Linked DNA regions of Homo sapiens: region 1 is linked to region 2. The links are chromatin loops, found by intact Hi-C in ENCODE. Cell type or tissue: mammary epithelial cell. All regions are shown on one strand. Links, peaks and the distances in the headings refer to the core of each region. The heading gives the core; the rest is flanking DNA. Region 1 overlaps PRRX1 (paired related homeobox 1). Region 2 overlaps FMO1-AS1 (FMO1 antisense RNA 1).

What was found. Peaks named below come from ENCODE experiments on the same cell type or tissue, not always from the same donor. Only the 100,000 strongest peaks of a DNase experiment are listed, where the experiment ranks them.
Region 1: a loop joins it to region 2, with 14 times the contacts of the local background. A loop is called at or near these places in 5 of 110 quality-filtered maps.

Annotation. Positions count from the first base shown.
Region 1 is chr1:170,682,809-170,699,833 of GRCh38, forward strand. The region is part of intron 1 of PRRX1 (paired related homeobox 1); the gene reads left to right. Among named protein-coding and RNA genes, the nearest start is that of PRRX1, 27 kb to the left of the region's middle. In mammary epithelial cell, for the core only: a CTCF peak has its summit at 6,911 (motif pointing right); no DNase peak of the experiment used is centred there.
Region 2 is chr1:171,217,391-171,234,415 of GRCh38, forward strand. All of the region lies in intron 2 of FMO1-AS1 (FMO1 antisense RNA 1), which reads right to left. It overlaps LOC124900413 (a long non-coding RNA gene), which reads right to left and starts at 6,971. Exons shown (of 2, transcript XR_007066731.1): 1 at 6,607-6,971. RefSeq lists an enhancer at 2,243-2,804. In mammary epithelial cell, for the core only: a CTCF peak has its summit at 9,565 (motif pointing left); a DNase peak (open chromatin) is centred at 9,571.

The sequences.
Region 1 (17,025 bases), core at 5,710-8,209, 540 kb before region 2:
AAGTTTTATGAAAGAAATGAAACAGCCTATTTGAGCAGGAATATGAAAGAAAAGAAGGAGAGCTAACTATGTAGAGAGCAGGGTGAAAAGCCTTCCAGGCAGAGGAAGTGAACAGCAAGTGCAAAGGCCCTGAGGCAGGAACAAGCTTTATAGCCAAGGAACAGAAAGAAGGTCAATGTGACTGGAAGATAGTAAGTGATGGGACTTTGAGAGATGACAAAGTCAGAGAGATATGTAGGGGCTAGGTGACAGGGACTTGTAGGTCACACTGAGGAACTGGGCTTATATTCAAAGTGTGATGACAATGGGAAGCCAGGGAGACATTGAAACCGGAGAGTTTTGTAATGTGATTTATGTCTTTAAAAGAACAACCCAACTGCTTTATGGAGAATGGATATTAGAGGAAGAAGGAGAAGCAGTTAGGAGGTTATTGCAACAGGCCAGATGAGAGATGATGGTGTCTTGAACTGGCTGTATGGGTGAGGATAGAGCAGCAGTGGTCGGCACCCAGAGTGTGACTCCTACAGGGGCTCAGGAGGCTGACGGAGCCAGCGGAGTTTAGCAAATGAAAGAGGAAAAGAGAGGACAATGTCAATGAGGCTGTGCAGCCTGCCCTGGAGGACTGACCTAGGACATTCATCTTTCTTAGTCTCATCTTTTCTCAGTCTCATCTTTTCTCTGTTTCTGTACCTGGGTTTTCTCTCAAACTTCCAAGCCTTACCATGGTGGGCTCCCTAGAAGCAGCTGCTTCCAGGAGAAGGAGTGGTTGGTTGTGTGCAGTGGGGTATGAAATAGGAGCAATTTATTTTGATTTTGTTATTTGAAATGTTAGAGTCTATAATTCAGGTACTGCCTTTAATTTTCCCAGAAAGGAAGGGTTCTGCTTTAAATTCTGCAAAAGCAGCTCTTTGTAATTTAGCAAAACATCAGAAGGCAGCATTGCTAAAGACTGCAATTCAGATATGTGAAGACTTGTGTAACTGAAATGTCTTCAGAAGTTTTTAGTGTTTCCTAGGTCTTAGTCTCTTCTTTTTAGTGTGTATGCATTAATGGAGCCAAAAGTCAGAAATCAGTTAGGTCTTTTCTCCAAGCAAACAATGAAACAGTAACCAAAATTCAGGGGAGCTAAAATCAGAAAATTATACCCACCACCAGTTTTTTGATTAACAAGTATGCATTGTATTCAGCATCATGCCAAGCACTTTGGAGGATATTAAAGAAGTGAATGGCATGACCTCTTGCCAATCATCCAGCTGGCGAGATGGATCTAAAATTGTGCCTCACATAGTTCATATTCAGCATGATTTTAACATATCTGCTCCTGGGGTCATAGATCCTGTTCCTCCTCTTTTCCCTATCACTCAATGGTCCCTCGTGCTCTCAGGTGGCACCTGCTCAAAATGTTAATAGCAACCTCAACTTCTTCCAGTCTTTTATTCTCTATGCCTATTTCTCAGGCTTGTCCTCTCTTTTCCAAGACAGACATTTTATCTCAGAAACTTAATCAGATCTTTTCTTGTAGTTTCTTACAGATGGAACTTTGTATGACCCCGAAGTGATTCCAGGCTATGAGAATTTTAAACCCATAAGAAACAGCTAGTTGGAATACTATCAGAATAAACTATTTGTATAGATACATCTTGCTTTTAAAGATTTGGAATCGGCTGGGCGGGATGGCTCATGCCTGTAATCCCAGCATTTTGGGAGGCCAAGGCAAGTAGATCACTAGAGGTTAGGAGTTCAAGACTAGCCTGGCCAACATGGTGAAACCTCATCTGTACTAAAAATACAAAAATTAGCTGGGTGTGGTGGTACACGCCTGTAATCCCAGCTACTCAGGAGGCTGAGGCAGGAGAATCACTTGAATCCAGGAGGCGGAGGTTGCAGTGAGCCAAGATCATGCCACTGCATTCCAGCCTGGACAACAGAGTGAGACTCCATCTCACACACACAAAAAAAGATTTGGAACTCAGATACTTTAAGCATTCTGCAGTTTGTAGCACCATGAAGAAAGTTAAGAAATGCTTCACTATCTCATTTTTCTCAGCATCTTGAGCTTTCCAACATTTTTCATGATTTTAAAAATAATTTGGCAAAGGATAAGTTATAATCAGTATAAACCTAGAGTTATGCCATTGATTAGGTAGACCATGCAGAGAAGTTTAGTACTTGAAAAGAAAAACTAGACTTCATGTAAACTGAAGCTTGGAACAAGAAAGGCAGTCATCTGACTTCCAAATTACAATTTAGAACCTACCAGTTTTTTAATTTCTTGGCACAGGAAATTTAATCAATATTTTTCCTGATGCTGAAATATTGGTTTTGGACCAAGGCTTATTTGAGGTTTATCTCTTCTTTGAGCTTTCACTAATGTCTTTATTAATGATCTGAAATAAGGAACGGAGAAGAAAATTGGGTCAGAGTAAGCCAGTTGACACCATTTGTGACTGGACCCATTATCCTTGCTCACCTCCTGACGCAGGAGGACACCAAGGACTGTGTGAGGTGGGTGAGGCCACAGCCTGGGAAGTCTTGTCAAAGGGTGATTCAAGTGTGGGCTAGCAGCTGACTCAGGAACAACCCGGCAGTGCTCTGAAGGCTGACTCGAGCTAGGGGATTTGTTAGGCCATCTGCAAGACACATTTAGAGGGAAAATGATTTGAGAATGAAAGTGCTGTCATCCAAACTTGAAAGTTTAAAAAGTATTCATTTTGATAGATGGAGACTAAAAGATTTTGGAATTTGGAGTCAGAAAATCTAGATTTCAATCCTGCCTCTATTTCTGCCACTCTTGGCTTGTATTACCTACCTGTAAAATGAAAACGGTAATGCCTGCTTGATTTCTTTCTTTCTTTCTTTCTTTTTTTTTAATCATGGAGATCTGAAGAGGGCACAATGTGGAGGAAAAGTTATACATGGTTTGAAGTCTAATGAATACCTCTATGAAGCTCTAATATAATAAGAGGGTAACAAGCTGCTAGGGATTCAGAGGGTGGATTTTTCATATCTAGCAAGGGTATATAAGGACAGGCCTTGAGTGCACAAGGCAGCATGTGAATGCAACTTGAGTGTAATTGATTTTTTTTTTACAAGTCAGACTATTGAGAGTTAAGAACAATATAAACACTAAACAAGCAAATTCAATTGGACATATACCTGTTCATTCCCACAAGAGACTGAACTGAAGGGTGAGGCTTGTGAATTTCATTGGCTGTAGTCAATATTGCTTCACTCTGTTATAGTTAAAATGTAGACCGTCTGCCTCCAAGGCTGTCAATCCGGCACCTTTCACCAGCATTAAGCTCACTTAAAAATGATTTAAAACAACATTACATTAAAAAAAAGCCTGATAGATCCTTAGTTAAGGGTACAAAAAAAAAAAAAAAACAAGTTGCTATTTACGTTTCAGATATTTTTTAAAAATACTGTCTGGTGAGTGGAAAATGGCAGCTCGGAAAAAATGCTAGCTTAGAGGACTAAAAACCTAAGAGGGCAAGAGCAAGCAGCTCTGTGCTTCATAAGCGAGCTTTTCTTTAAAAGGAGCTACAGCAGCACTGGGGCGTAGGGGAAGCAGAAGGGAAGGAAGAGACGTGGGGAATAGAATTTCTTGTTCCAATAATCCCATAGTTTTCAGCAAGGTCAAAAGTCTGAGAGTTGTGTAGAGCCTTGGGGAGTGGGTCTAAGAAAAATGTGACCTGCCAAGGTCAGCAATTCTGACACTGATTCAAATTCTAGCCTTAGGGGGTAGCTGTTTGATGAGAACAGAGAAGGAGGTGGCATGAATAGATGACATTTCGCATTGGTAGGAGACGGGCGGCTGCAGCGGCTTGTGCAGTCGATTCCATGAGAGATATTTCCAGAACAAACAGAGTCACCTTTTAATTGCCTGCATATGGATTTACCACTTGGTGTATTCTTTTAAAATCTATAGTTGACACCTCTCTCTAACTTGCACACTCCAGAGTTTCTTTATTTCCTTATCAGAGAATCTACACTTTGAGGGTTCAAAATCATTTGGAAATGAAACAAAAATGAGGAAACTATGTAATGTGGGAGACAGAACTATAATAACATTGGTTGAGTGCCTTATAAATGGTTATGCCTTGCCTCTCTCCATTAGTTAGAATAAACAAGAATTGACTGGACGCTTCTCCAGTCCCATCCCAAATGCACGTCATTCAAGTTTTCTTACTAATTAAGCATCCTCCCCCAGCCCCCCACCCTCAGAGTACCACAAGGTTAAACAAAAAGCAAAATTTCTATGATAAGAAGAGCTTTTTACAAAAAGGTCATCTTGACCATTTAGGATTTCTCTCTCTCTCTCTTTTTTTTTTAACTTTACAAGTCAGAATGTTGTGAGTGAAGAACAAAATAAACACGAAACAGGCAATTTCCAAAACCCCATTTGTGAAGGCTGGTTTTTAAACGATGAGAAAATGTCTGCATTGCACATTTACAGTCTGTTGAAAGCATATTTGGTGAACAAGCCCATTGGAGGCATTTATTGAAACTAAACAAGAACTCTTGGCCTACAAGTCTCCTTCTCTAGCCTCTTAAAGGCAATCTGTTTGGATGCTCAGGGATGCTCCCCAACTTTTGTGAATTCTGTCTTTTCTTTCCTGCCTTAAGCTAACAGTAGATGACGTTTGCTTCGACAGAGCAGCAGGACACAAGGGCTAAGAACATGGACTTGATATAGCGCCCTTCTCCCGTCACTTAATTGTTCTATGAAGTCGCCCTCTGAGCCTCACTTTCCTTTTCTCTAAAATGAGGATTATAATACATCCTTTATAGGGTTTTTGTAAGCATTAAGTAAGATAATGTATAGGATATGGTTAGCATTGTGCCTCGTGTGTAGCAAGTCCCTGCTTCATGGAAGTTATTTTATAGCATGTGCTTGATTCTTATTTTACAATTGAACAGACATTGTGGAGTCCGTTATCACTCAGCCATAAAAACTGTGTGGATATATCCTTGAAATATTTGTAAACATCTGGAAACAATTTAGTCTGAGGACACTTTAGGTAACTAAAAGGACTCATTCTCAAAATGAATATATAGTCTCAGGAGACACCGGGGTCAAAGAGCAAGTGGCCAAATACTTCTACTCAATTCAAAAAGCTCTGTGGTGAGAAAAAGGGGAAAAAGAAAGGAGAAAGAGAAGGACCGGGAAAGAGAAATAGCTAATCATCAAGAATATTTTGATTGAGAAGCAATGTGTTGCTTACTCTATAATTTAGAAGTCAAGCATGTAGGCATACATTTATTCACTTGCTATGTGACCTCTAAATTCATTGTCATACTTCTCAAAAGTTGCTATTATTATTATTTTTCTATTACCCTAAAGATCTTGAGAGATGAAATAAATCCTGGAGCTCATTGTTGACTTTGGACCCAGAAAGCAGTATAAAATAAGAATGTAAGGAAAACTAACACTCCAAGTACAAAGTGGGTCCAAAAACTGTAATGTTATATAGTGTTAATATATATTTCTGAAACTGGACTGTACTGAGGCAGAAAATTAAGGTATCTATTTTTTTTCTATTTTTCTTAAAAATTGCTTTTATTTAACCAATCCATTTGAAAAAGTAATAGAATTTTTAAAAATTTACTCTTAAAGATAGCTTTGTCCGGTATGTTTCAACAGTTTCTAACTTTTAATATCCTTGAAAATTAATTTCAGGTGAATGTTCAGGGTTATACAGATTTATGAAATTTATTTACCAATAAAATTTTATGTTTAAAAGGTATGAATATTGACTTATTTAAATAAAAACATTTAAATAAACCTCCTATAGTCTGCTGACTATATCGTTTCATAGACGAAACATTATAAGACCAAAATAATAAAACTGCTATGCTTGCAAAGTAAAATAAATGGGCATATTTAACATATAAAACTTTACTATGTTGTACTGATTTTTGCACCCATTTAATTGTGACACTTGAAGAGTTTGTCTTTGTTCTGGGAACTGTTTACAGGAAATTCCTGACTGACATTTTTTTCTTCCCATATCTTAACTATATACTTGCTAATTTCAGTACTGAAACTTATTTGATAATTTTGTGCTGACTCAAGTTCAAGTGAAATTCATATTATTCTTTAGCTATGCATCTTTTGGTTTTTAGTTCTGTGACAATATAATTGTTATCAATATACATTAGAAATCAATAGCATATTGATAATGAGATGAAAGATTAACTGAGCTAAACATAGATATTTGAGACTTTTTCTTCAGGAATTATTGATCTGAAGTTGTATTTAATCTATCAGAATATGCTCTTTTCTAATCCATTGGTTCCCCATCTCAGATTCCCTAACTTCTTTGGGCAGTAATAGAGGACCTTTATTTTTTTTTCTGTTATTTCAAAAAGATTAATAAAAATGTATGTTTACTCTCTATAAGCAAAAGAAGAACTTAAGATTTTTGACAGGATTGATAATAATTTAGTGAGACTCTTTCTGTGGAGCTGTGTACTGTTCTTAGAACAAAGTAGGGACTCATTAAAGAGCTGAATAAGTCAATGAATGAACAATATTCCTGGCTATCTCAGGCTAAATGATATCATAGTCTGACAATTTTGAATTTACTTAATGCAAATGACAAAATATAGTTGATTTAGTAGAAAAGGTTTTAAATCATGGAATCTATGTGGGAAGGTAGTCCATGGGGCTGCAACAATTGAGAACATTCATAAAGATGTGAGTGGAAACAAGGGTGAGTTTTGAGGAAGATTTGTGTGTTTAATCTTTATATGCCTGTGACCAGATGTCTATGCCAAGAAGCACATGTTTTTGTTTTTGTTTTAAACTTTCAGTTTATGGTTCCAAGGTCCTGATACTTATCAGCTTTAAAAAAATCGTTTTCATTTTTTAGGTAGTTTTCTTGCTTTTGGGCACCAGGTGGCGATATGGAGTGAGGTGGGGAGTGCATGGGATACACAGGTTGGGTTGTCATAAAGACCAAGCATCTGTAGAGCCGAACTGATGAGATTTAATATTCCGTCTCTCTCTCTCTCTCTCTCTCTCCCTCTCTCTCTCTCTCTCTCTCTCTCTCTCTCTCTCTGTGGGTGTGTGTGTGTGCGTGTGTGTGTGTGTGTGAGAGGGAGAGAGATCCAAAAAGAGAAAACTTTGTAAAGATTTGGTTCCATTTTGTCTGAGAAAGACTGGATTGGCATTCCTCATCTGTATGAAACACTTCTCAACAGATTCCATACAATATATCGCTTGGAAAATTCAAGAGCTGCCAGGTCTCTAGCTCTTGCTAGCATTTGGTTAGCATTTCACTGTATATAAGATCCTTACTCCTCCCCTCCCCCCCCATTTTTTCAACATTTACTGAGCACCTATAATGTCCCACGCACTGTAATAAGTATTAGAAATATTGCATCAGATAAGGTCTGGTCCGTGCCCCCTATGAGCTTATAGTTTAGCAGAGATAGACATATGAACCCTAAATCAGCTGCATGTTATGGCTTCTGCGATGGAGTCAGGATCAAGGCAGGATATAGAAGGGTCACAAGGATGAACTTGTCAGCTCAGTGGGTAAAGAAAAACATCATGGGAGATATGAACTATAAGCTGAATAGTGGCAGATGAGTAGATATTCATCACTTAGAATAGACTTGGAGAGAGAAGTTATAATAATCAATTTTGCTCCTTTGAACCCTTCAGGTGTGTGTGGTGCGTATGAGAAAGTCAGTTGGATCTTAGCATTTATTTATAATAATATTCATAAGCACAATCTATAGCTAACATTACCAGCCTAGTTTTTGAATTTGAAAATGTGAGAAAATAAGTGTTTGGTAAAATTCAACTTCCCTGCTTCCTCCTATATATGAGAATTTGTGTGATAAGAATAATTATAATATAAATTAGACTTTAAGTATTCAAATGTTTTTATTGGGTCAGGGCAGATTAAATATGTGCCACCTGAATTATGTACCAGAGAGGCCCTGGAACTGTGACTCTGGGAAAGGTATCAGTAAAATTAAATTTAGAAGATATTCAGAGAGATGGATATTTCAGAAAATGTAAGAGACTACAGAGAGAACAGCAAGTTAGCTCGATGCAGTCTTTGCTGTGAGCATCAAAATAAGGAAATGCATGAACTGGTCAGACATAGTCCATCAGAAAAGGCTTGATTCCAAAGAGAAGGTACTCGTGGTTTTATCTAGACAGACAAAAAGAGGCTTGAGAGGATAATGTAATGAAAAGATGCTTGACAAAATTTAGGGATGGATAATACACTAATTTGTGTTTTTGAAAGCTATCGAGAGAGCAAGGTAATGTAGCCTTTCAAGTGAGGGCCATATTTTATTCACCACTGTTTTTCCAGTGCCAATCATAGACCTGGAAAATGGTTGTGCAAAAGGTATTTGTTGAATGAATAAATGAAAGAAATAAAGCAGATGGGTTGCATGTTTGCAACCAAAGAGTGGATTAAAAAATGTTTATTAGCCAACCAGAGAGTGAAATATAAAGTAATGTCTTTTAGAAACTGTTGATGGATTTAATCAGATCAAACTTACATAAATAATGAGAAACAGCTTGCTTTTATAGAGTTGCCACTCAAATGGATTCTGACATCCCTAAGAAGAAATTTATTCCCTTTTCCTTCCCTTTCCTTCCATTTCCTTTCCTTTCCTTTCCTTTCCTTTCCTTTCCTTTCCTTTCCTTTCCTTTCCTTTCCTTTCCTTTCCTTCCTTCTTCCCTCCCTCCCTCTCTTCCTTCCTTCCTCCCTCCCTCCTTGCCTGCCTCTCTTCCCCCACCTTTTTTAGTTCTTTTTAATATTTTTGTTTTTATTTCAGATATATTGTTGTGTCAATTGCTTTCTTTAATTTCACTCTTTCCTCTTCTCTCTTTCTTTCTTTTCCCTTCTCTTTTCACCTTTTCTCCCCTCCTCTCCTTCCCGCTTTCTCTTCTACTCTTATGTGTTGTGACAAAGATAGTATTGAAAATAAACAAAATGAAGCATAGTCCAAATGGTTTAACGTAAAGGATGAAAATATTAACCCTGTGCTCTGGGTTGTGGTCAACAGAGTTCCAGCAGCAAGTTTCAGAGCACTATGGGGCCTTCTGTTAGGGTGAGGGGAAGCAGTGTTCTCTAAGCCTGCCTTATCAGCACATTTATTCAAGAAATATTTAATGCACAGTTATTGTGTGCTTGGTACTGTGTTAAGTGCTATGAGGAATACAAAGCTCCCTGTCCTTTAGGAAACTTAAGAGGTCATATATGGGTCTAGAATCTAGACTCTAGATATACACATAAATATAATATCAAATGGAAAGTCATGCCATGAGAGAGGAGCCAATTCCATAATAAAGTTGTTTTTATCCTGGCAGACCAAAATTGAAGTTGGATCTATTCAGGTTTACATTTCCAGGAAAAATATACATTTGTATTATTAATAACAATTGTCCAGGATCAGGAAGCCCTTTCTAATAACTGACATAAATCCTTATGGGGTAAGAACCCAATTTATTTTCCATTGTTTCAATACTTTTGATTAAATTCTTAATTTGAAGGGTTTAACTCAAAATAACAGCCTACAAAATTCCAATAAATAGAATTGGTGAGCCTGTCGGGATATCTTTCCTTAATTCACTCTTGACATATTTTACAATGTAGCTAACTTTCTAGAATGTAGTTAAGGGATCACCTTACATTATTCTTAAATTGTTGTGTGTATTTGATGAAAAGTTAAAGCTGTTTTTTTTTTTTAAATTCAGGCCACTAGAGTTCTACTATTTTTTAAGAACCAGGTCTGTTCTAGTTGAATCTTTTTTTTTTTTTTCAAGATAGGAAGTAATCATCTACAACAAGTATTGGGGATTAAAATGGGTCAAATAGAGAATCTTCATGGAAATAAGTGGAAGAAACCCCTTAACGAACTAACAAATCCTCTCTCTCTCTCTCTCTCTCTCTCTCTCACACACACACACACACACACAGACACACGTGCACACGCACATGCATCTCTCACATTTTTCTGCAACTGAGACTTCTAGAATTTTTATATCATCAAAAGGCTTACCTTCTGCAGAAAGCCCTTGACCCTGAGGTGTCTTGGGAAATTTTAGGACTTGGCCTAATCCTATATATATGCCAGACAAATTTTGACAGCCTTATTGCTTTTCATCATGAAGTGATCCTGGAACTTTTCCTAAATATTCAGGCATGTTAACACCAGCATCTTGATTCACTTCCAACCCAACCTTCAATTTATTCCACTTAGGCTAGTCACAGCATTTTTCCCCAGTCCTTCTGTGACCCAAGCAATTCTGGGAGACTGCAATGTGTGCTGTTAATATTTGTAGCATTCTCAGGAGACAGAAGCTATAGAAAAGCTAAATACCATGGTTTTGTTATTACTACTAATTACAGGGCTCTACCTCAAAGGAATCAGGGTGAGAAGAGATGAATTAGCATTGATAAATGACTCGCAAAATAGAAAATGCTGTAGAAAGGTTCTAAATATACTATAAAGAGTGGAGACAGCATGCAAGTGTGATTAGGGAGGTGGGGTCAAAGAGAGAAACACTGGAATACGGGTGTACTTAGGGTCAGTATGACCAAATTCTAGTATGATGTAATTTCCTGCACATACCAATCTCAGAGGCAGGCTCTCAGGAAAGAGGATATTTGATATGGCAGTACAGCCTTTCTTATGAAGGGTACCAGGAAAGAACAACAGTTGACTTTTTTGCTGGGCTGTGATCTTCCACTTTCCCTATCCACCAGCCCCCACTAAAATCAATAATCACTGTTGTAAATAATTTGGAAATGTATGTTGTTAGATAAAACTTACTCAGCTAGACTCTTAAAAGAAAAACTATTAGAAATAAGAAATTTGATAGTGTGGATAGTATGATGGAAGCTGACAATTTATTATTTAAAATTTCTTTGGAAGTTGGATCGAAAAGATGAGAAGCTCAGACCTTGAATCAGACTAAATTTACAAGAGGAGACACAAGATCGAGGGACATTTATTCTCTAAGAAATCTGATCCGAATGGGGAAAATGAGATGTAGCGGCAAGGCAATGGGTCTGCATAGTATACAACTCAGGCAAGGTTTGTGCCCACAAAGAAAAATGGTTGGGAGCAATAATTCCATCTTATTTATACATATTTTATTACTAGTTTTTTTTTCATGTTTTCACCACACAGAGATTCCATGAAGCAAAGAGAGGCTTAGTTTTGTAAAGAACTTTGCAATTTTCCTGGAGGAAAGTTGTCGCCACGAAGGACTTTATTACCACATACTTTGGTTTCCAGGTGCAAGTGAGTCCAAACCCCAGGTGCAAATATATCCAAATTTCAGCACCATAAGGTTTCAGTTTCTCACTTGTGTTTTTTTTATAGTACCTGCCAACACATGAAACACGGTAGAAAGGTTTGATCAATTTTTTAAAATGAATTTAGGAAAAAATAGTAACTTACAGAAACTTTGAATTCAGAGTTGAAAGAGAGCTTATAAATGATCAAACCAAACCTATTCTGGGAGCCGAAATTCCTTCTCCAGTATTCCTGGCAGACAGGATCCAGCCTTGCTTCAAGATTTTCACACAGAACAGCTGTTTTCGTTGTAGAGTGGAAATGATTCTTATGAAATTTATATGAAAATTCTGTGAATGTCTATGTGTATGTGCATGCAAAATTTATATTTCCATCTAGGAGAGGCATATTCCCTATATAATTGCATTTGCTTATTCAAAAGCTAGTCACACGGGTTGAGAAGTATGAGGGTACTTATGGGGAAAATAAGACAGAATTAGGATAGTACTTTAAATCTGGGAAATGTGCCCACAGTATTTACCGCTGTTTTAAGAAAGCATATTTATGCTTTTAGTACCAAGCAGATCTTCTTGTTGATTCAGGACTTCTGCTATTTTACAATGAAAGCAGATTGTAAATGAAACTTTACTGATTTCCCTTTTTCCTTTTCCTGTAGTAATCAAATGCTCTCAGCCACTGGATCTAATGAGTAACAGCTGTGCTTGAAGTGGCCTTATAGATAAAAATTAAAAGTATGATAACATCTAAGGATTTTGTTGTTTTTAAAATAACGGTAGACTTAAGAATTAAGAGGAGGCTAAAGGCATCAATGCTTCTAATATGTCAGTCAGCCTCTTCATGTAGTAAGTTGGAGAAACTGACATAGTCTAACAATCCGATGCATTGGGAGATATGCTGTGGTGATCTGACCTTACTTGTAGTTGCAAAGACTTGCACTGGAAGAGTCTATCTCCTCAGTGATGGTGGAGATGGTTTGCTAAATGTCCGTGAAGGCCTGATTTGCAAGATATCCGATGTTGTTATGATTAAATGCAACAACCATACCCCATGAACTATTAGAGACAGAAGGAGCTAGAGAGGGTGCCCTTCCAAATCTCTTACTGGCAAAATGAGGAAACTGAAGTGATTTGCACAAGATCAGCCAGCTAGCTGCACAACTGTGACTGGAAACTGAGCCCCTACATAATGCTTATTATGTCCCACCAATGGCTTTCCCATAGCTGCATTATGGTTGTAGACACTCTAAACGAGATGCTATTTTAATACTACATACCTAAGGTTCAATCAGTTGGATGTTTTTCTCTTTTTACCAAAACCTTTTTAGAACATATTTGACACTAGTGTCATTTGTCTGTTGACATACGCTTGGTGGAAGGAGTAATTGTCCAGGGGTAGAAAGGCTATTCTTCTCTGCTGGGGATGTGTGGGATCCTCAGTCACAGTTGAATAGAAGAGAGTATTTTCTTCTTCAGAATCAAGACCACAATTTTTTATGTGGCCAGGCTTGAGTTTTTGCAACTTAATTAAACATATCAATTCCAATCAATTATATTTCCTATTAGTTCAAACACTTCTCCAGTCAACAACAAATCTGTAAAGAGTCCCTGAGTGCCTGCCCTCACTCTCACACACTTTTCTTTGTGTGATCAGTATGAACGTGCATCTTTTCCTTCAAATATCGTGATCCCCATCCTTCTTTTCTCTTTTCTCTTCTTTTCCTGGGTATGCTTTTTTTCCCCCCCTCTCTATTCTCTGAGACCTTTGATGGAACCTTTATTGAATGCATAGCACATGCTTGGAGCAATTTAGGATGACTTTTCTAGGATCATCCAGATGTCCAGTGTGGAGAAATAAAATAAAACATGCTTTTCTCTACATTTCAACATAAAGGCTTTGTTTGGCCTTTTAGTTTTCTCTATCTTTAGCAGTAGACATGTCCAAAGACCAGTACAGAAAAAGAGACAGAAGGGATCAGCATGTGCCTCACACCTGCACTGGTCACTCATTCAAGGTGCAAGGTAGGCAGGAGCAAAGGAGAGAGTGACACATGAAAAGTATCCGGGCCATATGGCAGTAGGACAAGCCAGGCATGCTTGTCTAGGTCTATTTGTAAACCCTGTGGGTGTTATCCCCACACTGCAAGAATAGTGATAAATACGTCATTAACCATGACCAGCAGAGATATGTCTATATTAGAGAAAAAGAGGCAACCCTGAATCTTAACATTATATTTTACGTCCTACATTGCCTATTCTCTAGTGTGCGGTTCTCAGAGAGGAATGTGCCACAGTATTCCAATAGTTATGAAAAGATAACATAAGGTGCAGCCAGCAGTCCAGAAGAGATGTGGTCAAGATTTGTCAAACTATTTGAAGTCGTTTATAAGTAAAAATACCTCACTCAATGATTCTTACGAATTCAATTTTCCAGTTAAAAAAAGGGCAAAGAACACATTTTGCCATTTGTGCTAGAGATTAATATCCCTTTATTTACATGCAAATTACTTTAAAAGGTAGGAAAACCTATAAAATTTTAAAGGTTCCACACTGGGGGCTTACACTAAGAGTCTTTGTCAAATAAAATGAATTCTCACAAATCTGCTTTGAGCTACTTTCTTTGCTTCTAAGCACAGCCTCTCTTAGAGGAAGGAAACAGTAAAGTTCTCACAGAGAAAGAAAACGTTTACCACTCAGTAAAAATCCCTGGGCCTCACTGTATGAAAGCTTTAATTTAGCTCGGCTCATTCCTCCATGAGTTAATTTAGAACACCAATGAAAGGAGATTATTTTTGGACTGAGAATCTGCCTGGCACATTTTTTGAACTTAATAGAGCTAAATAAAACTATCCAAACTCCTGTGATTTTTGGAGGAGGTCATCTACAAGCGATAGCCCTGTGATAGTTTTCATGAACATAGCAGACCAAACGTGAAGGAACATTCTCTAATCTGGAGAGATTAGGGGCCTCATACATGAATAGAGCCACTTCTTAAATACACATTAACTGGAAAAGATATGGAATGTGAACATGCATGCACACGCTCTCCAGGCAGGAGACAGCCAGGAGAAATGGAAAGCGCAGAGGCCTAGGAGTAAGATAAGCCATGTCTTTCTTAGCTTTGGCTGTGCTGGGGAACTAATTTCCATTGGGAAAACAGCTTCATCTCTTTGAGCATTAGTTACTTTTGTAAAATGGGAACAATGATCTCCCTTGAAGGGTTATAATATTGCATGTGTAAAAGTTTTATAAATACATAATCTTCCAAGTGTGATATTTTTGTTTTGATTTATTGACTTGCCTGTATTTTCTATTTTCTTATAATAATACATGTAAGACAAGCTTATCTTAAAGAATTAGAGAACTATATAGAAAGGAAGATAAGGGAAAAAGTCTTCATTATTGCATCATTCAGAGGTTTTTCTTCTAATCTTTGCATTATTCAAAGGCACTTTCTTCCAATCTTTTGCTGAACATTTTCTTATATAGTTAAGAATACACCATATTTGCAGCTGGAATCCTTAAAAAAAGATATATTTTATGTATCTGTAAATATACATATATTTATATATGCATATATATACATATACAAATATCTATACACATATATAGATATATAAATATATACATATATAAATATATATACATATATAGATATATAAATATATACATATAAAGATATATAAATATGTATATATAAATATGTAGAAATATATCTCTGTATAAATATATAGATATACAAATATGTATATCTATATATACATATATAAATAGATCTAGATCTATATATAAATCACTGTGTTCTTTTGTATTATTAAAAGGCCTTTATATAACATAATTTTTAATACTGCATATTCCACCTCCCCATCATCATCATCTTTATCTTTGTTAGTATCATCTCCAAGATCAGTATCATCATCATTTGTTAAACACTATGAGCCAAATCTTATGTAAGTGGTTTACACATATTACGCTATTTTACTTTATTCTCAAGAATTATTCACATTTGTAAATGGAGACAAATATAGCCAACAAAAACAAAAATATTGAAGAGAAAAATAATCATCTGTAAGCTTTGTGCCTCTGAGAGAAACTCCAGGACCATTTCAAACCAACTTAACTGGCAACAAGGTGACAGAAACACTGATTATTACCTTGTACTTTTTTGGAAAGTTAAAGCTAAATAAGGCTATATACTTATATATGTTTCTTGAAAGAGATTTCTTATCATTATATAACCACTTGAGAAAAACACTTTTTAAAAAAATTAAAAACTGAAAAACAAAGCGTCTCTTTATTTTTCGGATCCTAAAGAATGGAATCATTTAAAGATGGGGAAATGCTTCAGCTCAATGCAAAAAGGCTTCTTCCAAGAATACATAGGCACTATTCAGGGTTTAGAAAGTTGTTTTAGAATCACAGTAGAGGCCTTTTGCGTATTAAAATAGACTATTTTTTTTCCTGACCATTTAGCCTTGCAAAGCAGCTGAGAGGAGTAACACCGTATTATTTCTTCAGCTTTCAGATATCTATCTAGTAATTTCCATTTTCATCCACAGAACACATTCAGAGCAGAATTGGCGTAAAGTTGTTGCTGATTTGATTTGGCCAATGATTCTTAAGAAATGACGGTGGCACAACTGTCACATCTTTCTGCCAAAACCTTGTCAGTCCAGCAGTCTCCACTAGATGAGGTGAAGGGAGACGAGGGCTGGAGATAGGAGAGTCAGTCCTGAGAGGGGAGGAGGGTGGCTAAGGAAGTGTCAAGGGGGTCTCTGGAGAAGGGGCCCCGGGCTATTAGCTAGCTGTCTAATCCTCCCCTCAGCAAGGCCTTTTGGCTGCCAAGACTGTTATCCTGTGTGCAGTGTTGATGGTCTGTGATCCTTTGTCAGAGTAATTGACGGTGAAGTCTGCACTTTTGCAGCTAATGATAAATAGGGCTTTTAAAGGTTGTAATTTCTTGTTTAACTGATGCCAGTTGCAAATACTTTGTGCTGAGGAATAATTCCTCTCTGCCAAATAAAATACAGTGGAAGTCTGTGGTGTGTTTTTCAGCTTATTGTTAGTCACAGCTTTCCTGACAGAGCACTTTCTATGCAGGAGATAAATGCTCAGGCCGTCCGGCTGCCAATTTCAGCACATAAAGGACTTTTCTGTGGAAAAGACTTTTCTGTTTCTCTAGTGAACATTAATAAGGATTTTTATTTATTTTACTTTTTATTTTATTATTTTACAAAACCCTTTCAGAGGGGCAAATGTTTACTTCCTTGGAATGAGAATTATTTGAGTTTTTAAATGGGTCTCATTTCTTTCTCTGTCCCATTCATGAGCTCTAGTTTGCACACAGCTCCTCTAGATAAATGGCAAGAAGATGGCTCTCTAGTCTGTTCACAGAAAACTGTATTATGGGCAATGGGATTGGGGAAAGGCTTCCCCAAGGGTCTGTGCACCACAAGACTGAAGGGAAAATTATAGTAAAAGGGGCCAGAGGATGGCAAAAATGAGAGAAATCAGGTTCCTATGGGCTCAAAGAAAGATTGGCTTGCTTGGATGTAAACTGAGATTCATACCTTTCACAATGAAACAAAGCAACACAAAAGTGCACCGAGAAATACCAGTGTGCCTCAAAAGTGCAAGTGAATGGATTTGAGAAGGAGTCTCGCTCTGTCACCTAGGCTGGAGTGTGGTGGCGTGATCTAGGCTCACTGCAACCTCCCCCTCCTGGGTT
Region 2 (17,025 bases), core at 8,471-10,970:
TAAAACCTGCTAAATTGCTTTAATTGTGTGGTAAGTGCTGCAAAGGTTTGCCTTCTTAATCTAGGGTGTGTTTAGTTCCATATATTCCCAGGCCCTACCAATTGTGAAGCAGGCAAGACAGACAGGTCTCAAAACCCAAAAAACAGTTTGTAACCTCAAAAAACTTAGCAAACCTTGCATCTGACCTGCATTTTACCGTAGTCTTTACGGCTGTTTTTATTTCTTAAAGATTAAAGTCAAATGAACTGAAAGGTACCAGAAATTTTATCTTTCCTTTAAAAAATATTAGATTCAAGTGTTTGTCCTTCTTTGGACCAGATTCATTAGAGCCGTTTTTACAGACATCACACACAGTACACAAGCAGACAAGCACAAGAAAACCCAGTCACTGGGTGGGTACCTTTAAGAGACAAGGCTAGGAAAACATGCAGACATCAAACCAGAGAGGGCTCATCCCCTAAGGCAGGATTGCTAAGCAAAGCCTTGCCAAGCGGTGGTTACCAGCCATGCCCTCAGGATGTAAAACAAAATGGAGGCTTGATTTCACAATAAAAGCTTTGCAGAAAACATAAACGGTGATAGGTGTGGGGCCTGACCTAGTAAAAAACGTCTTCTAAAAGAAAAAAAAAATTAAAGGTTAACTGCTGATGGAGTGGGGCAGAGAAAGAAAAAAAGTTTTAAAATGCCTGGGAAAGACCCTCTTATTCTTATACAACTGGTTCCTCCACCAGGAGAAAAGCTTAATTACTGTCCAATGGAGTAAAGCCCCTTAGCAGGGGAAGGTGAAGGCTTTGGTGGTGCATGGTGGAAAACAACAGCCAGCTGGCTGTACAGGACACTTGGACCGTGCGTTCCAGCCCCAGAAGGGAGGGGAGAGCAGCGGGGAGGTGCTGCTTGCTGGTCAGTCCCAAAAAAGGAAGGAAAAGGCCTGGGAGCAATAGATGATTGGGGAATGGTTTCCCCTACCCTCAGAAATTTGAGGATGAAAAGGCTTAGAATGAACGTTGAGAGGTTTTGAGTCCCCAGTTCACTTGCCACTTCTCAAGCCCCACGTTGGGTGCCAAAAATGTTGTAGGACTCTTCCTTAGTTCAGCTAAAGATGGGGTTCTTTGTCCCACAGCCACAAAAGTTCAGGCTCTCAAACAATTTGAATGGTGAGTAAGACAGGGTTTTATTGGGTGAAAAGAAAGAAAAAAAGGAAACAGGGACTCTCTACAAGGCCAGAGTCCCCTGCTAGAGTGCTTCCCACCTGGTCATTCGAATTCCAGGTTCCACACAGGAAGAGGAGGGGCCAGGCTCCTCCCCACTGCAAATGGTGCAAATATTTGAGGCTCCATCCCTGTGTGCATGCTGGTTGGAGTTTTTTCTGGGGACCTCCTCCCAGCTGGCTGTCTCAATGCTACTCCACTATTGCCTCCCCAGCCTCTAATAGTTAAAATTCCATCCTTCCTACAATGTCTAGGTCAAATGTTGTTCTCCCTCAGGCTTTCCTGAGTCCCTCCAGCCAAAAATAGTCTCCTCTGCTTCCGCATTACCAAACCATTTTGTTTTAACTCTGCAATAATGTTTACCCTCTTGCCTTCTACTATTAGGTTACTTTTGTAGTCTCTAGAAAAGTTACCTCACCTTTCTGGGACTGAGTTTTCTCATCTCAGCATATAATAGAGGGCAGATAATGACTAAAGTCTATCAAATCCAATATTCTATAATCCTAATTCATCCACTGTCAATGCTTTTATGATGGTTAAATTGAATGTCATTTTATCATGGTAACTGACACTAATGGCAAGATGACAATTTTGTACCTAATAGTCACATTGCCACTCTTCAGCATTGTAAAAAGTAAAGTAGAGGTTCCTCTTCAAAGACTTTCCTCCTTATCTAATTAGGAATAAATAGTAACTTCCCTTAAAAGCAAAATTTATTCAAAGACCTATACTAACATTCTTAAATATCTGCTAGCCATAATAAAGAAATCAATGTACTCTATGTTCTTAGCTCTTACAATTTAGCCTAAATATTTGCCTTGGCATGCTTACACTATTCCAAGCAAGCATTAGGTCATAGCCTGTTTCTCTTCCTTATTTGAAGGTGTTTTTACTTTTCTCAACATTCCACAAGTTATTTCCCCCTTCCTTTGTTCTCCTCTGCCTTTGCCTCTTTTAAAAAGTTGTAAGTTGCTAGCCAATTGGGACAAATACAGAATGTGAGGTCCCATTCCAGCCAATGGAAACTGAACACAGCAGTAAGGTGGACACATCAAGTTATAAATGACCCTGCCTCCTTTGTTTGGTGTACTGTCATGGCAAAACTGCTGGCAAGTGTACCCTTTCTGCAGAAGGCATAAAAATGGCCTTGCTGAGGAAATTAAATTTATGTTCAAGTGCTATTTCTTTACAGCACCAAGGAACAAACATTTCAAATAATTTGGTGGCCTGTACGGGGATACATTCTCATATGGAGGCAGTCTCCAGTCCTGTCTCATGAAGAAGCATGGTCCTCTGCCTCTCTGCAGTAGCCTCAAGGATAAGGACTCGAGACCCACCCAGTGTGATGAATAAACCCAGACTCTCAGTAACACACACACACACACACACACACAAAGAAAAGAAAAAAAGAAAGACAACAACAACAATAAAAACTGGCTGGCAACCTGGAGTAAAGCATCCTCACATATCACATGAACCAAGAAACTCTGTACACAGACAAGAAAAAAAAAAAAAAAAACAGAAAAACCAGTAAAGTATTTCCTTAGTAGTCAAAACCAAAGAAAAAGCCACAAGGCAGTAAAGCATTCCTTAATTAAGACATTCCGAAAAAAGAGAAACCACAATGGGGGGTAAAGCATTCCTTAGTCAGGACTAAGGAAAGAAAGCCTCGGGGGTGGGGAGGGGGTGGTGGTGAAGTATTCCTTAGTCAAGATGTCTTAGAAGTTAAAAAGAAGTAAGAAATCTCCATTAAGAAAGAAGTTGAACCTCAGAAAGAAGTGAAAAATCCCCATGGGGGGTTGAACCTCAAAAAGAAGTAAGAAATTCCCACTGAGAGGAGGTTGAACCTCAAAAAAAAGTAAGAAATCCCCATAGATAAGAAGTTGAATCTCAAAAAGAAGTGAGAAATCGCCATTGGTGAGGGGATTGAACTTCACAAAAACCTCTGGTAGTAAAAAAAATTATATATACGTATATATTCAAAATTCTCCTTTTCCCTCTTCTCCGGGAAAGAAAAGGCTAAGCTCCACTCCCGCCGGTTGCTCCCCTAGGGGAAGGGAAAGGAGAAAGACAGCAAAAACAGCAAGTGCGACACCAGACAGCCAGGCACACCAAGAGTTAAGCCCCTCTCCCCAGCCAGGCTCTATGTGAAAAAGAGGGCAGGGACTGATGCCAGAAGGAGAGTGTGGGGGACTGCCTGGGGCCAGGACTGCAGCTGTGCAAATCCCACCCAGCCCAAGAAACTAAGTGTAGGAAGAAAGGGGAAAAAAAAGTAAAAAGGGAAATCGGAAAACAAACAAACAAACAAAAACAGGAGAAACAGATGGCAATGTATGCGCAGGGGTGGGGCCCGTGCCGTGGCCTGACCCTGCCGTTGGTGGGAGCGAGAGAACTCAGGAGGGGAAAAGGAAACGGGATGACAGAGAGAGAGAGAGAAACAGAGTGCAAATGAGAGAGAGATAAATAGATGGAAAGAGTAAGTAAGAGAGAAACTGGAAGAGACAGAAATCAAAGAAAGACACAGAAGGTGAAACTACGAAAACAAAGAGTGTAAAAGGAAGGCAGAAAGTTAAGGCATGTTGAAGATTGTGAAAGTTGTAAGAAAAGTTATGAAAAGGAATTTATGCCAGAAATATTGTATAATTTAAAAAGTAAGTAGGCCTCCTGAATGTAAAATTATTTGAAAAACAGTTTATTTACAAGGTATGTAAGAAAAATAAAATATATTTTTAATAACAGGATTATAAGGAGGCATAAAAATATAGGTTTTTACATACATTAAAAAGTTAAAAATATATATTTTGTTTTAAAAGTTTAAGCAAGTTTTAAAATGTTAATTGTAAAGGAAATTCTGTGTGTAAACATAATGGCTAAAGTTAAAGAGGTATCATCCAGTTTTTCTGTGAACTGGACATTAAAATAAAAGCACAATAGATTTTTCTTAAAGCACTAACCTGCTCTTTAGCAAAAATTATAAACAGTTAAAAAGAGTCTATAAAAGTCTTACCTTATAGTCAGACATCAAAAATAGATTAAATATCTACAAGATTTTATTAAAATTAAGCTTAACATTAATAGCACATTAATATAAAAAATTTAACTTATCTGGTATAAAATCATACAAAAACACTGTCAAATATAAAACGGTGTTTAGCTTTCTTAAGGCCCAAAAGTGGCTGGGTAAGTCACAAGGCTCCTCATCCCCAAGGCCACAGTGCACAGGGGCGGTGAAGGCCACAAGAAGGCCAAGACCTTAAGAGAGGGCAAGGCCACAGCATCCCCTGGGCAGTGCTGAGCAGAGATGGAGCAGGAGGTGTCACCATGAGGCCTCAAGCCCCAGGATATGCAGCAGAAATTACACACTTAATTTATCTTCCACTTTCCCTTCCCTCAGAACTGAAAGTATTTTAGCACAAGTACCATTCCTAGAATTTCCAGTACACCAGCACCAGCCTGAAAACCACATTCTCATCAAAAGATAGAAAAAAACTCAAGCCAGCCTGGGAAGGATCCTATTTTATGCTGTTAACCACTGAGACTGCCGTCCACACAGCTGAGAAAGAATGGACCCACCATACTCGAGTCAAGAAAACATCTTCCTCTTCAGAATCATGTTACTGTACTAAGATCAAGCCCTACTAAGTTAAAGTTAAAGAAAGCTTAATTTTCATATACCTTCTATATTGCTTCCTTTCCTTTCCTTATTCTGTTACTAGCTTCTTTGTTATTAATGTAACTAAGTCTGACTCACCTCAGACCATTACCTTTAATGCTTGCTCTGTCATACCTTGTGGAGATGTAAAAGATCAATGACAGCTAGCCTTTTCACACAAATATTTATGACCCGGCTCTCTACTGGACACAGTTACCCCTAGCACTCATCATTGTGATCAGCTGCAGCCAAGACACTGATTTTCTGCTCCTGCAGCCTGGCAACCTTGTAGAAAATAGGACTATGTCCTTTAAACTACTTAGAAGCAAAGTTGGACTTCCACAAAAAAGGTTTGTGCAGATCTAAAACCCCTCATCTATTTCACTAAAAGGACTACCCCTTCTAACTGGCAGCCTTATCTATGTAACCCTGTCCTTCTCTTTATCACCACCTCCACCTTGACTAACTCTAGGCCAGCCCTTAGTTGCTTCTATGGTATGAAGATTGACATAAATGGAAAAGACCCCTAAGTATTTTTAAAGTATGCATGATTCTCCCATCTTCCCCTTCTTCAGTAGCCTCAGTTCTAGATCCCACACCAGTTGCTCCTACATCTAATAATAAAACTAAGCTGTCTGTTGTAAAAATAAGAGATCTAAGACAGACCTTAGCCATCAAGACAAAAATATCAAGATGCAAATGCCTGGCTGGAATGAATTAAATATTCCGTTCGCACTTTAAATAAAAGCGATTATTATGCTTGTACACATGGTAGGCCAGAGGCCCAGATTGTCCCCTTTCCACTTGGATGGTCTCCTTGTCAACCAGATATGGAGTGTATGGTGGCTCTCTTTCAGAATCCCATGGCTTAGGATAATACATCATGCCGAGCTCTCTATCTGCTATTTCCTGAAATTCAACACCCTACGGGTCAGCCCCCAAGGGCAATCCAGCTTCCATCTCAGATGGCCAAGTTTACTTCATGCCTCTCATAGCAAGAGGAAAATTTGGTGTTCCTTGGAAGCATAAAAAAAATGCAAGGAGCTCAAGTCTTTCCAAGAGCTTGATTATCAGTCTATGCTTAGCCATCCCCAAGCAAATGTATAGTAGTACTGTAGAAGACCTTTATTAGACACTCTGCCAAATAATTAGAACAGTACTTGTGCTCTAATCCAATTCGCTATCCCTTTCACCGTAGCAATTCATCAATCTAAAAAGGTAAAAACAAAACACCTCAGGCCAAAGGAAACTCCTTATGAGTCCTTTAATCCTCAGGTTTACATAAATGCCATTAAAGTCCTGTGAGAAGTGCCAAATAAGTTTAAAGCACAAAATCAATTAGCTGCAGAATTTAAATCCACATTGTTCTAGTAAGTAACTATAAAAAAAAGTAGGCTAAATAAACTATATCTATTACAATCAGCAACGATTCATAAATTACACTGAGGACACCATCAAAGAGATACCTAAGCAATTAGGACCTATCAGCCAGATGGCCTAGAAAAATAAAATAACTTTAAATATAATATTAGCAGAAAAAGAAGATGTTTGTGTCATACTTAAAATTTAATGTTATACCTTTGTTCCTAAAAATACTGCCCCTGACAGAATTATAACAAAAGTGCTACAAGAATTAAAAACCCTATCCAATAAACTTGCCAAAAATAATAAAATAAATAACCCTTTTTCTAAAGTAATAAAACATTTGTTCAGTAGATAAAAAGAAATTTTAACTTCAATTCTCACCTCATTTGCTGTTGTTATTGGTGTACTTATTCTTGTAGGCTGTTATATTATTCCCTACCGTCGAAGTTTTACACAAAAACCTGTCTCTGCCATGCTTACAGAGTTAACTCCTAACTCTCCTCCACCTTATTCAGAAAAATTACTTCTCTTAAAAGGACAAACAAAGCAATTAAGTCAAAACATATTAAACAAGTTTGAAGAAGAATTATGAAATAAGAGGAGGAATTGTAAAAAGTAAAGTAGAAGTTCCTCTGGAAAGACTTGTCTCCCCATTTAATTAGGAATAAATAGTAACTTCCCTTAAAAGCAAAATTTATTGAAAGACCTATAGTAACATTCTTAACTATCTGCTAGCCATAATAAAGAAATCAATGTACTTTATGTTCTTAGCTCTTACAATTTAGCCTAAATATTTGCCTTGGCGTGCTCATACTAGTCCAAGCAAGCATTAGGTCATAGCCTGTTTCTCTTCCTTATTTGAAGGTGTTTTTACTTTTCTCAGCATTCTACAAGTTACTTCCTCCTTCCTTTGTTCTCCTCTGCTTTTGCCTCTTTTAAAGTGTTCTAAGTTGCTAGCCAATCGGGACAAATACAGAATGTGAGGTCCTGTTCTAGCCAATGGAAACCGGACACAGCAGTAAGGTGGTAAGGTGGACGCATCAAGTTATAAATGACCCTGTCTCCTTTGTTCTGTGTACTCTCATGGCAAAACTGCTGGTGAGTGTACCCTTTCTGCAGAAAGTATAGAAATGGCCTTGCTGAGGAAATTGAATTTATGTTCAAGTGCTATTTCTTTACAGCACCAAGGAACAGGCATTTCAAAGAGCATGGTGCTATTAAAATAAAAACTTTAGACAAGTTAAGTTTAACATAATTTATTTGAGCAAACAAATGATTCATGAATTGGGCATTACCCTGAACCAGTAAAGGTTCAGAAGACTCTACCTGGCAATGTGGGCAGTCCATATTTATAGATAGAAAAAGGAAGTGACATAACAAAATAGCCTGATTTGTTACAGTTTAGCACTTGCTTTATTTGGACATGTCTGAGCAGTTTGCAGCCTGTGATTGGCCAAAAGCTCAGCTGCTACAGTTAACTGAGACTCAGTTGCTTGTTACAAGAATGTAGTCTCAAGGTAGGTTTATATATATATATATATATATATATATATATATATATATATATATAGGTTTATATACATATATAATGTATATATATAAAACATACATATAACATATATTATGCTTTATTTATATATATTAGGTTATAGTTTGCTTCATTTAGAGACAGCATTAGGCCAAAGTTTAATTTAACAATTCCCCTCTTTTATCAGCCTTTGAATTTTGAGAAATTGACCATAACCTAGGTCCAATTTTTTTCACCATCATAATGGACTTGTTTGGTCTCAGTATAAAATTCACAATTCACAATGTCGAATTTGTTGGATTATTCTTTATGTTTTCCTGATATTTTTGTTTTTCTAACTATAATGAGATTAGTTGATGTACAACGGATGGCTCCATATGAGCATTTGAGACTCTTAAGGGACCAGGCATGGAGGCTTATGCCTGTAATTCCAACACTTTGGAAGGCCAAGGTAGGTGGATTGCTTGAGCCCAGGAGTTCAAGACCATCCTGGGTAACATGGCAAAACCCCTTCTCTACAAAAATATACAAAAATTAGCTGGGCATGGTGGTGCACACCTATAGTCCCAGCTACTCTGGAGGCTGAGGTGAAAGGATAGCTTGGGTCCAGGAGGTGGAGGTTGCAGTGAATGGAGATCATACCACTCATACCACTGCACTCCAGCTTAGGTGATAGAGCCAGACCCTGTCAAAAGAAAAGAAAAGAAAAGAAAAGAGAGAGAAAGACTCTTAAGGGATACAATACATTAGGAAGAATATTATAATGGTTATCAGGAGGAAAAATACAAAAAATTAAAAAATTAAAGTACACTACTTAACAGGAGTCTCTACAAACCAAAATAATCTAAATTAAGCAATTTAAAGTTCAAGCAATAATAAAGACAATTCAACAGTATTCAAGTCCTATTGGTTATAGTCTTTGTTCAGGGCATGACGGTGATTAAGGGCCATAGTTAGTAGTAAAATGCCCTCCTTTAAAGAGGTGCCTGATTCTGTAGTTAGCCTGGTAACACAAGTCATACTAGTCTGAAGACCTACTAAAAGACACATAAAGATTTTAAAACCTTGGAATATTAGCCCCAAATGATTAGGCTAAAAATAAACAATAAAAAACCTTCCAATAGCCAAGTCTGCCATCCACCATTCCACCATTCTGGATACCTGCAAATCAACCATTAGCTGCTCCTGTAAACACATCATGTGTTCCTTTCCCGTGAGAAATTTCCTTGATGTATTTGGTGGCAGTGTCTAGAGAAACATCAGTATCAGCCACATTTTAAATTAAGCTTTTTGTAGTAGTAAAATCAGGAGAAAGGTAAGTACAATATTCAGTTTCGTTTAGCACTATACACAAGTCCTCAATGTAGGCAAAGAGAAGATCTGCGTGATGCTCCATTAAGTATTTTTGTTGAACATGAATGTTTTCATACACCTTTCAAAGAGCAGCTTCTATGCATCTGAACTTTTGGGCGGTCACATTGGCTACAAAATCTAAGATTTTTCCTAATTTACAGACTATCTTCAAATTCTATACAACCAGCACCCCAATACTGCCAAGAGTGTGCCCCCAATAACCCCACAGGAACATTTCCTCCAAGGAAACTAACTTATCTCCATCTATTTCAAGGTTTGTGCTAATTTTGGTTATTGATTGCTTTGGCCTCTGGTTATGAAAGATACAATGGGAACTTTCAGGAAAAGCTATTCAGAAGGTAGGAGGGAGACAGGCCATATAGCAAAATCTGAACCAGTGAGGAAGAGGTAAGTAAATTCTCTTCAGTCCCAATGTAGGCCCTCAGGGGCTAGGAAAGATGGCCACCTAGTGGTGTTTGAGCAGAAGTCAATTAAATTTGTCCACAAGTTCACATAGCTCCTGAGTAAGGTACAGTGAGAAACTTACTCAAAGGGTATGCTGTAAGGGTGCATAACCACATTTAGTGGAAAAGGAGCTTCCAGATTTAATTCAGTGACATCATACAAGCAATTACTCATACCTGCATTGGTAGTCCCCAGGTCTTGAATATGTGATATACCTTTTACAGACATCACTCAGATATGTTTTCTATATTTGGTAACAATTAGGTTATTAATTGGAAAGTTCGTGGTACTATTTCTAGTGAGTGTAGAAAAGTAAGTAGCAGTAATGTCTAGAATTTTAAGGAAAGCTTTCCACTCTTCCTCTAGGGCTTCATGATGACTCTCAATGGGAACACAGACATTGGCATGAGAGAAATTGTTTTCTGATATGGTGGCATTAGCCTACAAACCCAACAATTGCTCTCATTTCTTTTTAGGGCATAAGCTTTTGATAAAGCCACACACAGATTATGCTCCCGTGGATTTTCCTTTAAGGAAAAGGAAGTGATTCAGACAGCAGAAAACTAGGGGGAAAGGGGAGAAATAAGGCTTTCGTGATGACAGAGAAATCTTATTCTATGGTCTTAGGAAAGTGTCTATGTCTAGGATACCATCTGCCTCTGGGGAAAAACTTCCCTGGTCATCTTTACCTTAAGGCCTCCAACAAATATACACCAGGAGTCTGGAGGAGCCCTTCTTAGTAAAAAGATGTGAATACGAGACTCAAAACCCTGAGGTTTTGCTGCAAAGAAGAACTTGGTATAGTCCCTATCAAGGGCAGTCTTCCTCTGGTGTCATTTCCAAAAGACCCAACCTCATTGCTCTAAATCATGAAAGGTCTGCTTGTCATCAATTTGTGAGTCACAAAGGGCTTTTCTTACCTAGTGAAAATGTGCTTTGGCATAATGCGTCAAAGCATGGCACTATTGAGTCATGTCAGAGTTTACAAAAGCAAAAGATCCATAGGTTTTATTATTAACGGAATAAGCCTTGAAGTAACTATTTCATAATTTCAAATATTTAATTTCATAAGCAGTCAACCTAGATTTCTAGTGAGGATGAGTGTGATTGCCATCAGTTGATAATTGCCTTTGACTAAGGCAATCCAATCAATGTAGTTAGCTTCGCCTAATGCCATTGTATTTATAATATCTTATTTAACTGTTTTACAACTTGTCCAGTGAAATTCAAAGGTGAAGCAGGCTAGGCTTCTGGGTTGGGTGGGGACTTGGAGAACTTTTCTGTCTAGCTAAAGGATTGTAAACACACCAATCAGTGCTCTGTGTCTAGCTAATGGTTTGTAAACGCACCAATCAGCACTCTGTAAAAAAGGACTAATCAGCACTCTGTAAAATGGACCAATCAGCAGGATGTGAGTGGAGCCAAACAAGGGAATAAAAGCTTGCCACCCAAACCAGCAGTGGCAACCCGCTTGGGTCCCCTTCCACGCTGTGGAAGCTTTCTTCTTTCACTCTTCACAATAAATCTTACTGCTGCTCACTCTTTGGATCCGCACTACCTTTATGAGCTGTAACACTCACCGGGAGGGTCTGCAGCTTCATTCCTGAAGTCAGCGAGACTACAAACCCACTGGGAGGGACAAATAACTCCGGACACACCATCTTTAAGAGCTGTAACACTCACCGCGAGTGTCCATGGCTTCATTCTTGAAGCCAGTGAGACCAAGAACCCACCGGAAGGAACCAATTCCAGACACAAAATGAGTACTTCTATCACTGAAGATTTCTCCAGGAATGAATGATAAGGGAAACACATTTTCTTTTTTCCTTTTTATTTTTTTCTTTTGAGACGGAGTCTCACTCTGTCACCAGGCTGGAGTGCAATGGCGCAATCTCGGTTCACTGCAACCTCTGTCTCCCTGGTTCAAGCAATTCTCCTGCCTCAGCCCACCCAGTAGCTGGGATTACAGGCACGCACCACCACGCCCAGCTAATTTTTGTATTTTTAGGAGAGACGGGGTTTCACCATGTTGGCCAGGATGATCTCGATCTCCTGACATGATCCACCCGCCTCGGCCTCCCAAAGTGCTGGGATTACAGGTGTGAGCCACTGTGCCCAGCCAAGGGAAACACATTTTCTAATAAACTTTAGCTATTATTATGGCATCAGCCTTCCTGCATGGGAAAGCTTCTATACAACCAGAAAACATACATTTAATGTGTCACTTGAAGGAACTCCATTTTTAAGTGTTCAAATGATCCAGCAGGTGTGTATCACCTGAAGTTTTTATTTTCTTATCAGAACTATGAGTTTGACAATTTATAACCAAAATTGGTTATAAATTTTAGCAATTTTAAAAGTCATGCCATCAATATTTTTTCATAATTTGAATCATTTTATCTCTGTCATGATGAATATGGAATTCAGAGCTCTTAATAATGGAAGCTTTAAGGACTCAGGAAGGACCAAGCAGCTGTCCAGACTCTTCATGAGTTAATGCTTAATATTGCATTTACGTCTTTTTAAATACCAATTTTGTTTCTCCAATTCAGGTGAATAGTACTGCTCATTAAATAGGTTATCATAGGTAATTTGACAGTGATCAAACTTTTAAAGTTTATTCAAATTGCATATCTTAACAATTTCAGTACTGGCTGACTTAGCATAAAAGTCTGCCAAATCATTTCACTGATATCTAATTAATTCTTGTCCTGACATATATTGGGTTCACAGTTTTATGAACCAGTCAATTTTTTCATTGTAGAATTCTTAGCCAGTCCAATGGTATGATCTTAAAGTTATCAGAAAACTATATTTGTCAGTGTCCTTTTCATGAGTCTTCTTGAAGATGAAACACTTTAGGCTTATAGTTGCCCAGGAAAGTACCATAGTAAACAATTAACCATCTGTGAATGACAAGACTTAAAATTGCCATGGTTAAAAACCTGATGAGACCAGGCATGGTGGTACATGACTCTAATCCCAGCACCTTGGAAGGCTGAGGCAGGATGATTGCTTGAGCCTAGGAGTTCAAGACCAGCCTGAGCAACATAGTGAAACCCTGTCTCTACGAAGAATAAAATAATTAGCCAGGTGTTGTTGTGCATAGTAGTCCAGCTACTTGGGAGACTGAGGTGGGAGGATTGCTTGAGCCCAAGAGCCCAAGGCTTCAGTGAGACGTGACCATACTACTGCACTCCAGTCTGTGTGACAGAGTGAGACTCTGCCTCTGAAAAAAGAAAAGAACAGAAAAGAAAAGAAGATAAGAAAAAGCAAGAAAAGACAGACAAGAAAAGAAAAATAAAAAGACCTAATGAAAATTCACTACAATAATGATGGAATTGATAAGGAAATGAAGTTACTTCTGTTTCATACAACATTTTAAGATAATAACTAGAATTATGAATACCAGCATTATATGAGGACAACTTGATGTCTATGAATTTCATACAATTTCCAAACCATATAGTAATAACACATACACACAAAAATAACCCAAAGAAAGTTAAGCATTACTTATTTTTGACAGTACTATTCATATAATTTAATGTATCAAATAAGCCCAAATACTTATTATCTATCTTTTGTAAGGATGGATATCCTTTTGATGTGTTCCAAGGGCCCATGTGGAAAATCTCAAAGTTAATTCAAGGTCAAGAAAAAGGTTTAATTTTACATTTTATATTTGGGAAGTCTGTCCAAAATATCAAAGGTTTGAAACACTTGAGCAAAATATTTAATAGGATCACAGGTCACTGTGAATAGTAGTAATTTATTTAACCAAAGTGATAATTAAAACACTTCAAAGGCAAATATAGAAAGCTACATAGTTGTAGAAAAACTTTAGCTCTCTTAATAGAGAAGACTCAGTTCTCTTATGAAATAAAAAACCTAATAAAGACAGCATGAAGCACTGGACATTATCTTAGTAAAATACAGAATATTTATCTCCTACACCAATTATCTAAAATGGAAAGAAAAACCTTTCACAATTTCCTGTTAGAAGTAGACCAAGAAAATGTTGTTTTAACAGAAACACCAAATTCTAGTTTTGTATCAGTGTAGTTCTCATACTAATACTGAATTTTTAGAAAAACTTGTAAATAGTTCTTTCTAATCCTAGCTAGCCTGGTCACACATGAAATTTATTCCACGATTCATCTTCTACATTGAAAGAACATACAAGAAAAAAAAAGATTTATCTTTCACAAACTCTCTACAACTTTTTCATCATTCAGTTTTTGTCCTGTACTTTACCTCTTTTCATTTTGGAAAAACCAGTCATTCTACTTTAGTCCAAAAATTATTCTTTTTTCCTTAACAAAACATAACATTCTCATATCTTATAGCTTTTCCTTATCAAAAGTAAATCTTACTTTCCTTGTATTCTTGCATACAGAGTTGTTTCCATTATTAGTTCTAGTGATTTTACTTACATGTATTAATTAGAATTCTTAATCTCTAGTGACTTTAATTTCCAGGGAACATTAGGAAGCAAGCAGCTGTGAACTGTCTGTCACACCAGCAATCTGTAAATTGGCAAATGTATGATCATAGTTTCTAGAAGCACATCCTTTCTCATAGTACAATTTGTCAGTGTGGCATAGAAGATATTTACTAACATTCCCAAATATCCTTAGTCCCTCTGCAATAAGAAACTGTAGAGGAGGCAAAATTGCATGTCTGTCCTCCTAAGGGTTTGTTTTTGTTTGTTTGTGTGTTTGTTTGTTTGCTAGGCCTGAGAATTAAATTGTTGTTATTACAGATTACCCTCAGCCTCAACTTTTCTTTCTTGATAAGAATGTCAAAACTTTCTGGTACAGAAAGAATTTTTTTACATGAGAACTTTATCTTACATCCATTTAACTCACTTTTTTAACAATTTCACTTGGATTGCTTGTAAAGGTTAAATATTAAGCAGCTAGTCATCATCTTATTTTTCTTGCTGACAAGTTTTGTAATATAGACATAAAATAAATTTATTTTATTGGTAACCCTAGGTAGGAAAAGTCATGCATCTGTATTATATTTAGTACTGAAAAATCTGAAGACATGCCTGTTTTAATTAAACCAACAGTATCCTAATTTATCAAAGATTACCCAAATCATGTGAACTTGAAAACTACTTGGGTTAGTTCTTATTTTTCTAAACAAATACTTCATTTATGTAAACACTTATTTTTCTTAAAGCCAATTAGAGTTCTTTTAGCACTTAATTTAGCAATATCATAAGTAGATAGAAAAATATCACACATAGATATCATATATAGAGACATATATAAACATACAGACAGAAACAGATCTTACAGCTTTCATTCTAATATTTTAGCCGTGTGCCAGTGCAATAATACAAGCTCACTAATTTATTAAAGAATATCTGGATCTAGGCTTGGAACAGCGGCTCATGCACATAATCCCAGCACTTTAGGAGGTTGAGGTGGGAGGATCACTTGAGACCAGGCATTCAAAACCAGCCTGGGTAACATGGCAAGACCCTATCTCTACAAATGAATTTTTTAAATTACACAATTTTTTTTAAAGAACATCTGAATCCAAATATTTTCTGTTCATTAGAACTAGGATTTTTTGCCCAATGGCTAAAGATTTTGACTGGCATTTTTGAAAAATACTTTTAAGATGCTTTTCATTTGCCTTCTGTAAAGAACCTTTTAAAGAGAGAATCTTTGATTCATTTAATCCTTTAGATGCCTCTTTGTACCACTTACAGAATGCATTCCATTTTTTTTTTTGGCTTTTTGCATTTGTTTTCTAATGCACTTTGCAAGTGAACAATTTTATCTAGGTTAACACATCCCCACTGTAGTCACTAGTAAAGTTAACCCATTTTCCCCAGAACATACAGGTTCTGGGCCCAGAATTTGTGCACATAAAGGTAGCCAGTGTGGCAGAAAGTGGAGTCTCAGACTCCTAGAGTCCCAGACTCCTTTTTGATTTGAAAGGTACCTACATGAGGCCTCTAACTAGATCCAATCTAGTTAATTATTAAGTCCAATTTGATCCTAGACCCAGTCAACTAAAAAGTGCTCAAGTAAAGTTAGAGAGTTTATCACACAAATCCATGGAGCTCAAATTCAGGACAGAATTCACCCATGACTCCAGTTGTTACAAGAGATCAATGGGCACGATGAGCCCTGGTGAGTACTTTTACTTTGTCACTCAGTGCTCCTGGGGGTCCCTGAAGGTCTACTCCAAATCCAACTTCTGACACCAATTGCTCAAAGAAAAGCTGTAGACAAATTAAATTTAGCAGAGTTTATTTTAACAAAGAAAAAAATGTATTAATCAGGCAGCTGCCTGAACCACTAAAGGTCCAGAATGCTTCACCCAACAAGATGGGCAGGCAGTATTTACAGATGGAAAAAGGAAGTTATATACAGAAAGAGCCTGATTGGTCACAGCACAGCATTTGCCTTATATGGACATGTCTGAGAAGTTTTCACCTGTGATTGGCTGAAAGTTCAGCTACTATAATTGGCCAAAACTCAATTACAAAAATGCACTCTCGAGTTAGGTCATAGTTTGTTTACATTTTAAGTTAGAATATAGTTTCCTACAGAGGCATCTTTAGGCCAATTTAATTAACTAAATTTATTGATTAAATTAATTTATTAGATAAATAATTTATTAATTTCAACAATACAGTAATAGCAATTATACTTTGCAATCAAAGCATTACCACAAGTCATTGGATCATTTTAGGTGTGGAAGGGACTGAACAGAATGCTCTTAGATAAGAAAACAGGCTGAGAGAAATCAAGGCACTGCCCAGGGTCACATGACTGGTCAAGTCTTCTGAATATCGTGTGTTGCTTCTTCTACTACCAGTCCAAACAAACCATTGTAATAACTGGCTACTCAAATCATGTAGATGACAGTTGTATATCTAAAACTTGTGCTTTAATACTTAGGTTTCCATCTATATGCTCTCATATTCTGGGAGAAGGATTTTAATTATAACTAATAAAAAGAGTTTTATTGTTAGACATCCCTGCACTTTGAGCTGCTGGCTAATAGAGTAATTGATTATTAAAGAGCATCAGTTTCTCTAGATGTTGAGCTATTTCAAGTTTTAGCAACTTAAGTAACCTGGATAAAATACTAAAAGCCACTACACATTATAAACAATTCAATTTTATTTAATTATATTTAATTCTGACAACCTCTTTTGTGCATCAGGAAACTCAGAGAGTCAGAGTGATATGGTTTGGCTGTGTCCCCACCCAAATCTCATCTCAGATTGTAATCCAAATTGTAATCTCCACATGTTGAGGGAGCCACCTGATGGGAGGTGATTGGATCATGGGGATGGTTCCCCCATGCTGTTTTTGTGAGAGTGAATGAGTTCTCACAAGATCTGGTTGTTTGATAGGTGCCTGGTGCTTCCCCCTTCTCTCTCTTTCCTGCCACCATGTATCCTGCCACCATGTAAGATG